Regions from separate parts of the Homo sapiens genome. Here region 1 is linked to region 2. The links are chromatin contacts, found by Hi-C or POLR2A ChIA-PET in ENCODE. All regions are on one chromosome and are shown on one strand. Each heading gives the region's core, a stretch centred on a gene start or an enhancer-like site at or near the end of the contact. The rest is flanking DNA. Distances are from core to core; before and after follow the strand shown.

Region 1 (6,940 bases), core at 3,727-6,226, 100 kb after region 2:
ACTAGGTTAGGCCTGGGTGAGGGGGAGGTGTGGGGGTGGAAGGGGCCAGGGAGAGGGGAATGTAAACGGCAGGCTTCAACTTGCATCACTCTCTCTACACTCTCCAGAGAATAAGCCCATCTCAGAAAATGAAAATGAGGGGCCTCCAGCCCCACCCCAGAAATACAGCAGTGGGCAGTGAGCTGTCAGATCTATCAGATCCCCTAGAGTAAATAAACATCAAGGGATAGCTCCTGAAGATCTGAGACAGGTACTGATCCACATTGGCGTCTAGAGGAACCAGGAGAGTGAAGGGGAGGAGTATTAAACCCAGACCTCAAGTCTCCTCATCAACAGAGGCTCACATCTCCCATTCAGGCCTGTCTTCATCTTCACCCAGCCAACAAATGGTTTTTGAGCACCTATTACATGCTAGGTACTAGGAATATCGGGCTTTCTTTTCTTTTAAAAAGCTTACACTCTAGTAAAAGAGAAAAACAAAAACTCAGTAACTACAATACGATGTGCTACAGAGGTACGCACAGATCACACATGTTATGTGCAGGGTCGGGGTGTGGCTTCAGGAAACAGCCAATCTGCAGAGACCTGGCTAATGATGACCACACCAAACTCAACTTCTGGCTGGACAACACTTACACTGAGTGAATCAACGGAAGAAATGCAATGAAGTGGAAGCAGAGGTGCATTCAAGGTGGGAGGAAGGGGCCTGGGTTTGCTTTATGAACTTGGGTTTAGGCCTTTGGCCCCACTTGTTCAGATTGGTGTTCTGCACTACCTGGGTGTGTGCAAGGTCTGGGAGTAGGAGGTGATAAGCTGCCTGGTCCTTCCACTTACTCCTTGGGTGGAGATTTTGCCTCTTTCAGACTGTATTGACTCCAGAATCATCACAGTTTCTGCTGTTGTTGTTGCCTGCCTGTGTCCTCTGTGCTCACTTTTTTTTTTCTCCTTCAGGTTTGTATTGACCCCTCTTAAAATGTGGAGCCCACAAATCAATGTAATAACCAGGTATAATATGATCAGTGAAGAGTAGAGTAAAACTATTATCTCCCATCTCCTTTATTTTCTGTTTCATATTTCTAATGATGCAATCAAAGAAAGAATGTGCTCTTTTGGTAGCCATATCACACCACTGAGTCCCACGAAACTTACCATCAGCTCACATCCTAAGGTTTTTTTCTTCTTTTTGAGGTGGGGTCTTGCTCTGTCACCCAGGCTGGAGTACAGTGGTGCAATCTCAGCTCACTGCAACCTCTGCCTCCCGGGTTCAAGCAATTCTCTGCATCAGCCTTCTGAATAGCTGGGATTACAGGCACCCGCCACCACACCCGGCTAATTTTTTGTATTTTAAGTAGAGACGGGGTTTCACCATCTTGGTCAGACTGGTGTTGAACTCCTGACCTCTTGATCCACCCACCTGGACCTCCCAAAGTGCTGGGATTACAGGAGTGAACCACCACACCCGGCCGTTTTTTTTTTCTATTTATAAGTGCTGTCAAATCACATCTTCCCCCACTCTACATTTGTGTAGACCCTGACCAGTGGCTGAAAGAGTAGCATGCATACTTCCCAGTTCTGGATCCTAACCAAGAAATGTCTCAGGGAGAGGTCCTCCCAGCTCCTCAATACATGTAACAAAGCTGTAAACCTGGATCAGGAGAAGGCTGGTGATGAAGTTCCAGTCTACAGGCACCCCAAGGGCCATCCCCATTATGGTCATGGACCCTGATGTCCCCAGCAGCTTCCTGGGAACACACTGCTTCCCTACAACACACTGTCCTTACTGTTTCACCCCCAAGAGTCCAGTCCACTCCAAATGTTGTGCAGTGGAACCTAGGTAGCTTATCTTTTGGTGTTCTTCCCCTATAGAAATAACCGCGGTTGATTCAACAGACCTTTATTGAAGACCTCAGGCACAGTGCTAGGCATGGAGGGGAAGCTGCAAAGTTAGATGAGCTTATAAGCAGAATTTAGTCAGAGAGACCCATACCTAACTCTAATGCTAACCACGTGTTAAAACACTTTGGAGAATTTCAGGTCTTTTATCTTTTTCTTCAAAAACTGAAGATGTGGCAGTTAGTTTTGGGGCTGGAAATTTGAGCAGAGAGAATGGCAGAGTCTTTTCAGGAGCCAGAAATGCATGTGAGGACCAAGAACTTCTAACAGTAGAGGAACTCTGGCTGGGGTAGTTGAGGGGGAGGAGAAATGAGGATCAAGGGGGCATACAGTGCATGAAAACAAAAGGTGAGGCCCAAGATCAGCCAAAGTGAGTAAACCACGGTTACCATGGCTACTCTTCAGTGGAGACGGAAGGAAGCCCTGTATCCTCCCCTTCCAACCACACTACGCTGTTCCACTCCCCATCTCCATCTCCTGTACCCCAGACACACTCAGGCAAGCACAGCACCACCCTGGATGACTCTGCGGAATGCCTCTCAGAGACACGGAACTAGAAACCTAGGGGAAGAGGGACATCAAGGCTTTTGCCTCACAAGCTGACTCTGGAACAAAGAGCCAGGCTGAGGGGCTGGAAGAAGAAACTTCCAGCAGAGCCACCCAGATATGCTTCCCCCACCCTCTAGACCTTCCACACCAACCAGTGTCCAGTCAGTCCACAGAGCATCCTCCTGGGCTGTGGTGACTGAAGTTGAAGGGAAGAAAATATAATAATAATTTTGGGCAGGTCGTCTTTCTTTACTGTATTGGATGGATATAGAATCAATAAATCTATAGGTTTATCCCATTTTTCTGAACAAATTTAGAGGTCAAAGATGAACCCTCAAGGGGACAGAATATGACCAGCAGGACTATTGATATCGTCTGCCCTAGGCACTCCTCCTTACCCTCCTCTCCCCTATATTTTGGGGGCAGTCATATTCCTCAGCAGTCAGTTGCTCTGCCTCCAGTCCTAACTGGCTTCTGAAAAACAGTTCTGGTCCATTCATTCCCTGTCTCGAGACTTCCGGAGCTTCCTGACCTGTGAATGAAATCCACAGGCCCATCACAAGATGGCTGCGCTCTCCAGTCCCCGGCACCCCAGGCTGCTCTGAACATGTGAGAGCTCCTCCCTCAAGGCCTGAATTTTCGCAGGTCTTCATCACACTCAGCCCGCCATCATTTTTTCAGATTCAGTTCCAATATGTCACTCTGTCTGTAGAGCCTTCCCTGAATCTCACAGACAAATGCGGCAGTTCCCTTTGTGGGGGATATTCATCATGTTTTTCCTCATTGGCCTATGTTTTTGCCTCTTCTTGTAGATGTCCATCTAGGCTGGGAGCTCCTAGGGGGTAAACGCAGCCTCTCACTCACCTGGCACAGAGTCGATGCTCATGGAATGATACGTGATGGGGAGAGTGAGTAAGTGAATGAATGAATGAATGCTATTCTGGAAGGAAGAGGGAGAGAGGGAGCAGGGAAAGGTCAGAAGGGGGCCCAGAGTCTTCAGCACACAATGTGGGTGTATCACTGTGGCCAGGAACAATTCGCTTCTCTGCCTGCATTACTTTTTGGGAAATGGGAGAGCTGAGGCTCAGTGTAGGCAAACTGGGTCCAGTCAGCAGGGAAGCCATGAGCTCCACGGTTTAGGGGAGGAGTCCGGTGCTTAAGGAAGCTATCACGTGGAAGATCTCCCTGCCCTCCTCCTATTGGTCTGTATTGGTTTTTCTTCTTCACCAGTGGAGGCTTTTCTTCTCCCAGGAAGAATCCAGAATAGTTCAGACAAGCTTCAGGTCCGCCAGAACCGGGGAAAACAACGTGTAGGGTTTGTTTTAAAGGGCTTTTAAATGGGGTTTGGGAGATCCAGGTAGATTAGAATCTTGACTCTGCACTGGCTGTGCAAGACAGAAATTCACCTTTCAAAACTTCTGTTCCCCAGTCTATGCGGTAAGAAGTTTAGATTAGCTGATTTCTAGGGAGATTTTGGGCAGGCATGATTCAGTTCCATGAAGGGCTGTGGGACAGGACTGCACTAAGAGGTCCTATAGATTGGATTCTTCAGTTCCCTCCCTTCCGCTGGAGAATAGAGGAATCTGCCTTCGCTGCACACTAGATTTACCTGGAGAACAAATGGAAAGCAGGCCAGGATCCTGGGTGAAATGTGGCACATTTGAGGAGACTTCAACTTCCCTTGCCCTCCAGGTGTGCACTTGGAAGGGGGAACGAGGGAGGGGGAAGCTGGCAAGATGGGCCGAGAGATAGGGGAGGGGCAGGAGGCGGAGCCCAAGTTGCGCATGGAAGCGGGGGTGGGGTAAAATAATCAAGTTTATAGACCGCCCTCTTTAAAGTTACTAATGAGCTTGCCTTCTCTTTCCTTAATTTCCCCTCGCAGTGTGGTCTTTTCCCCACCCCCAGACATGAAAGGGAAGCAGGTCACAAAGCCTTTCGGATTATAAAAGAAACACTTGCTTCTCACAAGGGGAGCAGCAGACTTACTCTGTACTAAATGCCAGGATAAGCCTCTGGCTGGGCCTCGACTGTGACCCTCCGGCCTCTTTCTACAGCTCTGCCTGGATGGACTGGCCTATCTCTGCTGGATTCCCGAAGTGCATTGTGTAGAGACAGCAACTCAGGTCAGGCTAAAAGCTCAAGCAAGCAAGCGCGCACACACACGCGCGCACACACACACACACACACACAAACACTCAGCTTCCTTAGGACAAGATAAAATCTTAGCATTCCCCTCTCCCCGATTAGGTAGGTCTCTGGGAGGACTAAGGCTTCAGGTGCAAGGCTCAGATAACCTGCAGTGTCTCTCCAACTCTGGGATGACAAAGACCTCACTTCCCTTTTCTGGTGTTCACACAACAATGAGAAAGTACGGGTAGCCTGCAGAAAGACCTCTCCATTCATGGTCCCCCAGGGGTGTGGGTTCTGAGAGGTGGGACCAGCTGCCAGGCCCTTTCTCCATTGGTTGAGTTCAGCAGGTAACCTGAAGCTTTGCTGAGAGGTGCATAAATAAAGAGTGAAACTAGTACCACCTCCTTGAAATGGGCTGAGTCCCTCTTGCTCACCCTTGACTTGGAAAAACCAGTTTCTCTTTTATTGTCTGTTACTAATCTCTATTCTAAAAATTCAGCTCAATTCTCAACCATACTCCAAACTCTCTCTTTTCCAGCTACCTTTACTCCCTCTCCTTCAATTCCACTTTCCTCTGCTTACTTTTTTTTTTTTTCTGACAGGGTCTCACTTTGTCGCCCGGGCAGGAGTGCAGTGGCTCAATCTTGGGCTCACTGCAGCCTCAACCTCCCAGGTTCAAGCGATTCTCCTGCCTCAGCCCCTCAAGTAGCTGGGACTACAAGCGCACACCACCACGCCTGACTAATTTTTTGTATTTTTTTGTAGAGGCGGGGTTTCACCATGTTGCCCAGACTGGTCTTGAACTCCTGAGCTTAAGCAATCCACCTGCCTCGGCCTCCCAAAGTGTTGGGATCACAGGCGTGAGCCACCGCATCCGGCCTCATGTTCTTTTTCATTAAAGAGAGAAATCAACTATTCAGGACCGGCCCCCACCTTTCCTCAGGAGTCATTTCTGTTCCGCACAGGCCTGCTGAACTGGGTGCTTTATATAGGGTAAGTGTTTCTCATTTTTTGTTCCCTGTCCTCAAGCCTTAGGGGCAAAAGAAACATCCAAGATTTGAAATTTCTTTTCTTCTTCTCATCTGCATGGCTGTAGCCATCTCTCTGTTCTGCATTATCTTATGACAAAAAAAAAAAATTCTTATTTTGAAGCAAACTCAAAGCTAGGTCCTGATGTCTCAAGGCACAGGTACTCGTACTTAAAGGTGAGTCTGAAATCTGTGGATTTGGGGAACTTTGGAAAAACAAAGATGAGTGGCTAGATCAGGGGGCTCATTGGGCAGGAAGAGGAGACTGGAAAATGCCATATTCACTGCAAGTCAATTATCAACTTCCTCCAAGGCTAAAATAGCTGAACCTGCTGCATTTTAAACCAATCCTCAGCCACTTTGGTGTTTTCTCAAGGATTTCCAGGGATCCCAGGCAGTAAATTCTGCTGATAATAGGAATTGGTGTGATAAGGTGGGTGCTGAGCAGTTTAAGCACCAAGATTGTAGCTCTGTCTGGTTTTGTGGAGATTTACTCAACTAGAAGAACAGAGATTTGGCTGGTTTTTCAGTCCTGGGGTGCAGGGTGCACCTGTACTGGAAAATTTAGGACGTGGTTTCATTCTTTGAGTCTCATGTTCAAGTTGGTTTTAATGTTATGAAGACACTTGGGACGTAATCCTGAGGGCAGCTGGGGGGAAGAAAGTGGTCACTGGATGGACTTACCCTGTAGCGAGCCCATGCATGGTTTGTTCTCTGATCGTGCATGTGCTTGGCTCTAGACCCATGTAACCATGGTGAAGGCCACTGGGGGATTCAGTTGGCAAAGGCATAGTGGGCAGAAGAATCTTGAACAAGGAGTCCAGAGCAGGTCAAGTCTCCTGATACAGGTTGTGACTCATGGTTTTTTGTCTCTGCCTGTAGCAGCTACAGGTCTGTAAAGCAAGGGGAGAGTGATAAGGAAAGAACTCACCTTTCTGGGGCTCTCTGACATTAATGCCACCTCCCATTTGCTTTTTGCAGACACTGTCATCTCTCAAGTACCCATCTTGGAGGGTACGGACCCCACATGAGGGTGAGGCTCTCTGCACACTCCAGAGTGAGGACTTTAATAATCTAGTGGACTGTACATGTTGGGAGGGGAAGAGCGGGGTGCCGAGGGTCTGGAGGGAGAAGAATTGACTGCCCCTTTTGCTCTTGGAGTTAAGCAGAAATCTAAAGAGAAGGCAAAGAATCTTGCCTTCCTGGCATCATTTCCTCCTACCATCCCAGGCCATCATTTATTTATTACAGCCAACAGACTGGCCTCTTTCTTCCCTTTGACTGGGAATGGGTCAAAGGCGGTGCAGGAGGAGGATCTGGTCCAGATAATTCACAAGCAG
Region 2 (6,463 bases), core at 2,219-4,718:
GAAGCCAAGTTGTATGGAATAGAAGAGTAGTGCAGTCAAAGTTTCTACATGGGCCCAAGCGCTGAGCACTCAGAGGATGTTGCCTAGAAAGCTGTTTTAAAAGTATAAATGCCATTCAGGACATAGGCATGGGCAAGGACTTCATGTCGAAAACACCAAAAGCAATGGCAACAAAAGCCAAAATTGACAAATGGGATCTAATTAAACTAAAGAGCTTCTGCACAGCAAAAGAAACTACCATCAGAGTGAACAGGCAACCTACAAAATGGGAGAAAATTTTCGCAACCTACTCATCTGACAAAGGGCTAATATCCAGAATCTACAATGAACTCAAACAAATTTACAAGAAAAAAACAAACAACCCAATCAAAAAGTGGGCAAAGATATGAACAGACACTTCTCAAAAGAAGACATTTATGCAGCCAAAAGACACATGAAAAAATGCTCATCATCACTGGCCATCAGAGAAATGCAAATCAAAACCACAATGAGATACCATCTCACACCAGTTAGAATGGCAATCATTAAAAAGTCAGGAAACAACAAGTGCTGGAGAGGATGTGGAGAAATAGGAACACTTTTACACTGTTGGTGGGACTGTAAACTAGTTCAACCATTGTGGAAGTCAGTGTGGCGATTCCTCAGGGATCTAGAACTAGAAATGCCATTTGACCCAGCCATCCCATTACTGGGTATATACCCAAAGGACTATAAATCATGCTGCTATAAAGACACATGCACACGTATGTTTATTGCGGCACTATTCACAATAGCAAAGACTTGGAACCAACCCAAATGTCCAAAAATGATAGACTGGATTAAGAAAATGTGGCACATATACACCATGGAATACTATGCAGCCATAAAAAATGATGACTTTATGTCCTTTGTAGGGACATGGATGAAATTGGAAATCATCATTCTCAGTAAACTATCGCAAGGACAAAAAACCAAACACTGCATGTTCTCACTCATAGATGGGAACTGAACAATGAGAACACATGGACACAGGAAGGGGAACATCACACTCTGGGGATTGTTGTGGGGTGGGGGGAGGGGGGAGGGATAGCACTACGAGATATACCTAATGCTAAATGACGAGTTAATGGGTGCAGCACACCAGCATGGCACATGTATACATATGTAACTAACCTGCACATTGTGCACATGTACCCTAAAACTTAAAGTATAATAAATAAAAAAAAAAAAGTATAAATGCCTAGGTTCTACCCATGCATTGGAGATCCCTTGTAAAATGGAAACGCATTCCCTGGGGATAGAGTAGCAAGTGTATGGCCTAACCTTGATCTACTAAATTGGTCTTGAGTAGCACACAGGAATATTCTTAAGTCTTTCTTCTGAACCTTGGCCAGTTTTGGAAACCACTAGATCAGATATCTAGGGCCTCACCTAAATAAAGAAGGAAAGTTTTGTTCTCAGTGTTGCCTTTTTCTGCTGTCAGAGGCCACCACCTTTCTTCTCCTTACCCTCTACCCCCTTCCCGTCCATAGTCCATGCCTATCTTGTGCAGGAGTACACATGTGCAGGCACACACACACACACACACACACACACACTTCTAGTGCCCATTTCTCTGCTTGCCAGGATGTCTTCCGAAATCCTTCTCTCTGGCCTGCTCTCCCAAGCTGTGCCCCAGACTGAGGGCCTTTCATGATCTCTTTCTGCAGGAACACTGAACTGACCCATTTTGTAATCACTTAGGACCCTGCTATCTGCTAATTAATAAAGTTATCTACAGTTACATATTGACTGGTAAAAATCATTCCAGATAATTATAATGATAACTTACATGTAAGGATATGTGGTACCATAACTTAAAATGGCATTTTAAGCACTCTCATTTAGTATTTCTAGCAGAACTAAACTGTTGTGTAATACTAGCCACACTCAACAGGTGATGTGTCATCATTGACCAAGGTTAGGCAGCAAACTTGCTACTCTATCCCCAGGGAATACATTTCCATTTTACCAGGGGTCGCCACCCTCCTTCTTAAGGCAGAGGAATGGCTGGTATTGAGTTCATCTTAAAGCAAGCCTTGACAGGATTAGGGTGGGGATACAGGGTAACTGGGCAGGAGGAAACTTTTAGCACTACAATATATGGGAGACAATACAGTAGAGGGATTAAGAGCAGTATGTCTGGGCTTTTTAATGAAAAGGCTTGAGTTCAATACCCAGTGCTGCAATATATTAACTGTGTTGTCTTGGTCCAGTTGCTTAATCTCTTTGACTCCAGCTTCCTCAACTGAAAGTGGGGTTAATAGTAGTACCAACCTCATAAAATGGGTGTAAAGCTTAAATGAGATAATTCATTGAAAGCATTTAACAAAGTGTCTAGCACATATTAAACCTACTTTTTAATTGTTGTTATTAAACCACTTAGGCAACTGCCTTCCCTTTTGTGAGACTGGCCTTAGAGACAGCCAACAGAAAATGAAAATGGATGTGTTTGTATTAGTGGGAGGTGGGAAGATAAGGAGGAAGAATTGAGAAAGCAAAGGGAAGAAAAGACTGCAAAGCTCTCTGCTCACTTGGCCCTCTTCTGATTCCACCAGCACAGGTAGGCCATTTTCTTGCCCTGCCAGAAGGAGTAGAAATTGAACTGTGATCTGGAGAGCTATCTGTTCTGATCATTAGTCAAACACCGGGAGCCAGTTAGACCTAATTGTCTTTGAAAAATCTGAAGACCAAACACTTTTTTTTGGAGGTCAGGCTGCATAACTGAGAAGGAGTCAGAGGTACCTGGGATGAAAATAAAGGCATAATAGGTTCATATAGTTGGTCTGAAAATTAGCTTTAGGGATCTCCTTATGTTTGTTTCTTAATGGTGTGAAACATAATAATGGCTTTGGCCATAATAAAGATGAATTAGGGTTTTTTTTTCCTGAAAAATAATGAAACTTTAGTAAACATCCCAGGTTTATCACTTAATTTATCCCTAGCTCATGGGGAAAGAGACCTCCCCCCAACCCAGCCCCCATTTTTAATATTCCAAGCTACTAGATTTCAATAACCCACTCTCCAGCAATGTGTGTCTCATTTCCCTGGACAGACCAAATAGGCAATAACAGCCTCTCGGTTAGAACACTAATGTTGTGATTTAGAACTTCTGTCAAGATGAAAGATCTTTGCTGGGATCCTCAGAGGGCCCACAGCAACACTTCAACCCAGGCCCGGATAATGAAGTTTTCATTATTAAATAAAGATATTTTAGGAATGTCATAAACCATAAATCCACTCTCTTCTATTGCCCTGCCACCTTATTGTGTTTATTTCTAGCAAAAGTCCATCCTCTCTCAATTGCCCCAACTCCTCCAAGCTTGGTGTTTCTTGCCTTTCAACCCCTTAATCCCACTGTGATGCACTTATGTTGCCATGGCAATAGAAGACTGTGTCTTCTCCCACATTGAGACCCAAAGGCTATAAAAAAGGTAGATGTCTGCGGAGAAGAGGAGTGCCTGCTCCCTCTCCCTGTTGGCTTCCTCCTCCCCACCTTGTCCTGCCAATCAGCTGAGAGACTGACTCCACACAGCTTTATCTCACCTCAAGGAAATGCTAACATACGCCATCAGGTCTGGCTGTACTTAAAAATTATGGCACAATCAATTTTTAATGTGAATTTAGTGCTGGTTGGAAGCTTTAGACTCTGAGTCCTAGGAAAATGATTCATCTGTTTATTCATTTGCCAAATATTGGGGTGTGGTTTTCTCAAACCCCACCTGCCTTAACCTGGTTGTGCTCTTGCCGCTAAGATCACACACAGTCTTACTGAGGCTGCTCATGCCAGGCTCAGGAACCTGCTCCCTGTAGATCCAGCCCCATGCTGGATAGCAGAGGGGAAGAAGAATGGACACTCTTACTTTCCCAAGGCCTGGTGACACAACAGAGTCAGAGGGCAAAGAGAGCTCAGACACTTCTCAGCGAACTCCATAAATAAGAGAAGCAGGACATCTGAAATTAGGAACTCATTTAGCCACCCCCAACCCACTATTGAACTACACCTGACAAGCCAGCTGTCTTAAAGATTTAGGGGAAACTTTCCAGTCTATCCCAGGAACTCACTCATATTTGCATGTAACCAAATGTCTCTTTGCTGTGAATTAGGCTCATATTCAAAGGAGATGAAGATCTACTTATAACAGAAGGGGAGTGTTAATACTTAGGGAACTAGCTTGTACTTGTATTTTTGTTTATACTCATGATCCAAATGAAAGCAAAAGGAACTGTAAGATTAATCAAGGATGAATTTGTAGATATATCCGAGGACAAAAATGACGACTCCATATGGCTTCCAGCCATCTCTGTGTAGTTTCTTCCATCACAGTGATATTTGACATTGAACAGATTAAGCAATAAGATATAGTTTTTAAAAATCACTTTTTCATCTCCATTGCTCAATGAGCTTCAGGAACAGTTGGTCTCAGCAAAAAACACTCTTTTCTGAAAACATCTGAGAATCCAAATTATGAATTATATATATTATATATATGTGTGCGTGTATGTGTGTATATATATATATATATTTTTTTTTTTTAAAGTCCATCTAGAAGCACACATCAATCAGTTTGGGCTATTTATTGGAGGAGAGGACACAACAAGCCATAGAATGTTATCAGCACTTGAATTAATTGAAAATAAATTTCCCCTCCCAGCGCTAAACAAATGACGAATTTTTTGTATGATAACACACACCAGCCTGCAATAGGTTGCTAAGATTCCATTAATTTAAAAAAATCTCATTTGAAGATAGTTAACGGTTTCTGCATTTCCACAAAGCGCTAGTCAGACTAGTCAGATTACATTCCCCTGAACTTCAGGGTCTGTGCTGATTACTACTCAATTAGTTTTGATTCAATTCACTGAAGAAAAATGTCCATTTCATTAGTGTGGAGAAATAACCATTGGACACAAAATATATTTCTCAGCATTGCTATGGCAACTGAGATGACACAGCTGAGCTCAGAATGTTAATGCCTTCCCTGGGACTACGTTTTTAAGTCAGCATGCGGTCATTAAGCCTTGCTGGGTGGGGGTGGCTCCGCCACATCGCCATCGCAATTGGCAGGCAGAAGAACCCATGGCACTCCCAAGAAGGCTTGGTTCCTGCCACTCGCCTCCCCTGCCACGCCCCTGTGGGCTGGGCATATCAGCAATAGCATAGATTGTCATCTTGCAAGTCCCCAAGGCCCCTCTTTATGTGACATGCAGAAGTCCAGCTGGGCAGTGAAAAATGCGGTCTGTCATCTAGATGTGTTTTCCTATGTGTTGTCTGTTTTGTGAATGCATGCAACTGTCCGGGTGATGAACTGACTTTTGAGCTTGTCATTGTTGCATTCCAGCCAGCACACCATTGACAGAGAAGTGAGGAGCAAGTGGTTCAGCAGTTCAGTAAATATGGCGGTCAACCTGAAACACTCTGCCCACTTGAGGAAGACTTGACTGTCATCTGCACCCCGCAAGACATGTAGGCAAAGGACGGGAAAGCAGATTCTAGATTACGAAGCAAATAAATGGATCTGTTTGTATGCAATAGGGAGCAAACATGCCAATACCAGTCTTCAGGAATAATAGATGTGGCCATTATTTAGATGTTAATTAGGGCATAACCAAATTAAACCATAACAAAATTTCACTTGGGAGACTGAATTTTCCAGGTTAAATGAATAATTGCCCATATTTTCCCTTAAGCTATGGTGGCATAATCTTAGGTTACCAATTAATAATTGATTGCTGTATACTGTGTTCAAGGCTCCATGCCTTAGGTTACAAAGATTAAGTACATGGAGCCTACGCCCTCAAGGGACAGTTTAGTAGGGAGATAGCATATGAACTATTAATGAAAGCTACTATGTATTGAGTACTGACTATGTGCCTGGAAGTGTACTAAGTACTTTATATGCAGTATTTTAATGTAATCCTCATATTAGTATTATGAGGAGGATGTTAGCTCTATTTTATAACCAAGTACACTGAGGCTTAAAAAAGGGACTTGGCTAGTCAATTACTAGTTCAATTATGGCAAGTAACTGACAGAGCTGGATGCAAACATAAGTTTCTGACTCCACAATCACTTGGAACCACCATGCACACTGCCTTTCACGTACACATGAATAGAAAAGGCAGGCTGTAAATATTCAGGGCCCAGTGACTTACAAAAGTAAATACCTGATCTGTAAGGAAAGTAGCAAGTCTGATTGCATTTAATTAATTTAACTTCCCTTTTAAAATTCATCTTCAAAATAATGGGCAAAATCAGAGTGTTCCATTTCTTCCATTAAGCAGATGTTCTGCACATTGCCTTCCTGCTCCTTCTGCGACCACAGGGAGAGGAAGCACGGCTGCTGCAAGAGCTGCCAAAAGGCAGGGAGCAAGAGCTAATTCCACAACAAGAGCAAGCTCACAGTCGGTGATCTCAGTGTCAGAGTCCCACTCTACCCTCTTG

Evidence for each region. A loop is a pair of places that touch in the nucleus more often than their neighbours do. ChIA-PET counts read pairs that join two places held with the same protein, here RNA polymerase II (POLR2A). Pooled maps may share reads with other maps.
Region 1: POLR2A ChIA-PET joins it to region 2 with 17 read pairs in MCF 10A. The contact joins the promoter of MIR205HG here to the promoter of LINC01696 in region 2. A Hi-C loop is called at or near these places in 4 of 168 maps with a recorded cell type or tissue (Caco-2, IMR-90, MCF 10A and 1 more), 1 of 37 single-sample maps with no recorded cell type and 8 of 50 pooled maps. POLR2A ChIA-PET finds 5 or more read pairs at or near these places in 3 of 52 experiments (MCF 10A, PC-9 and RWPE1).

What each region holds. Positions count from the first base shown.
Region 1 is chr1:209,423,844-209,430,783 of GRCh38, forward strand. It overlaps MIR205HG (MIR205 host gene), which reads left to right and starts at 4,977. Exons shown (of 4, transcript NR_145437.1): 1 at 4,977-5,245; 2 at 5,338-5,565; 3 at 6,582-6,633. RefSeq lists an enhancer at 3,975-4,898.
Region 2 is chr1:209,321,988-209,328,450 of GRCh38, forward strand. It overlaps LINC01696 (long intergenic non-protein coding RNA 1696), which reads left to right and starts at 3,469. Exons shown (of 3, transcript NR_135085.1): 1 at 3,469-3,593; 2 at 5,361-5,485; 3 at 6,304-6,463.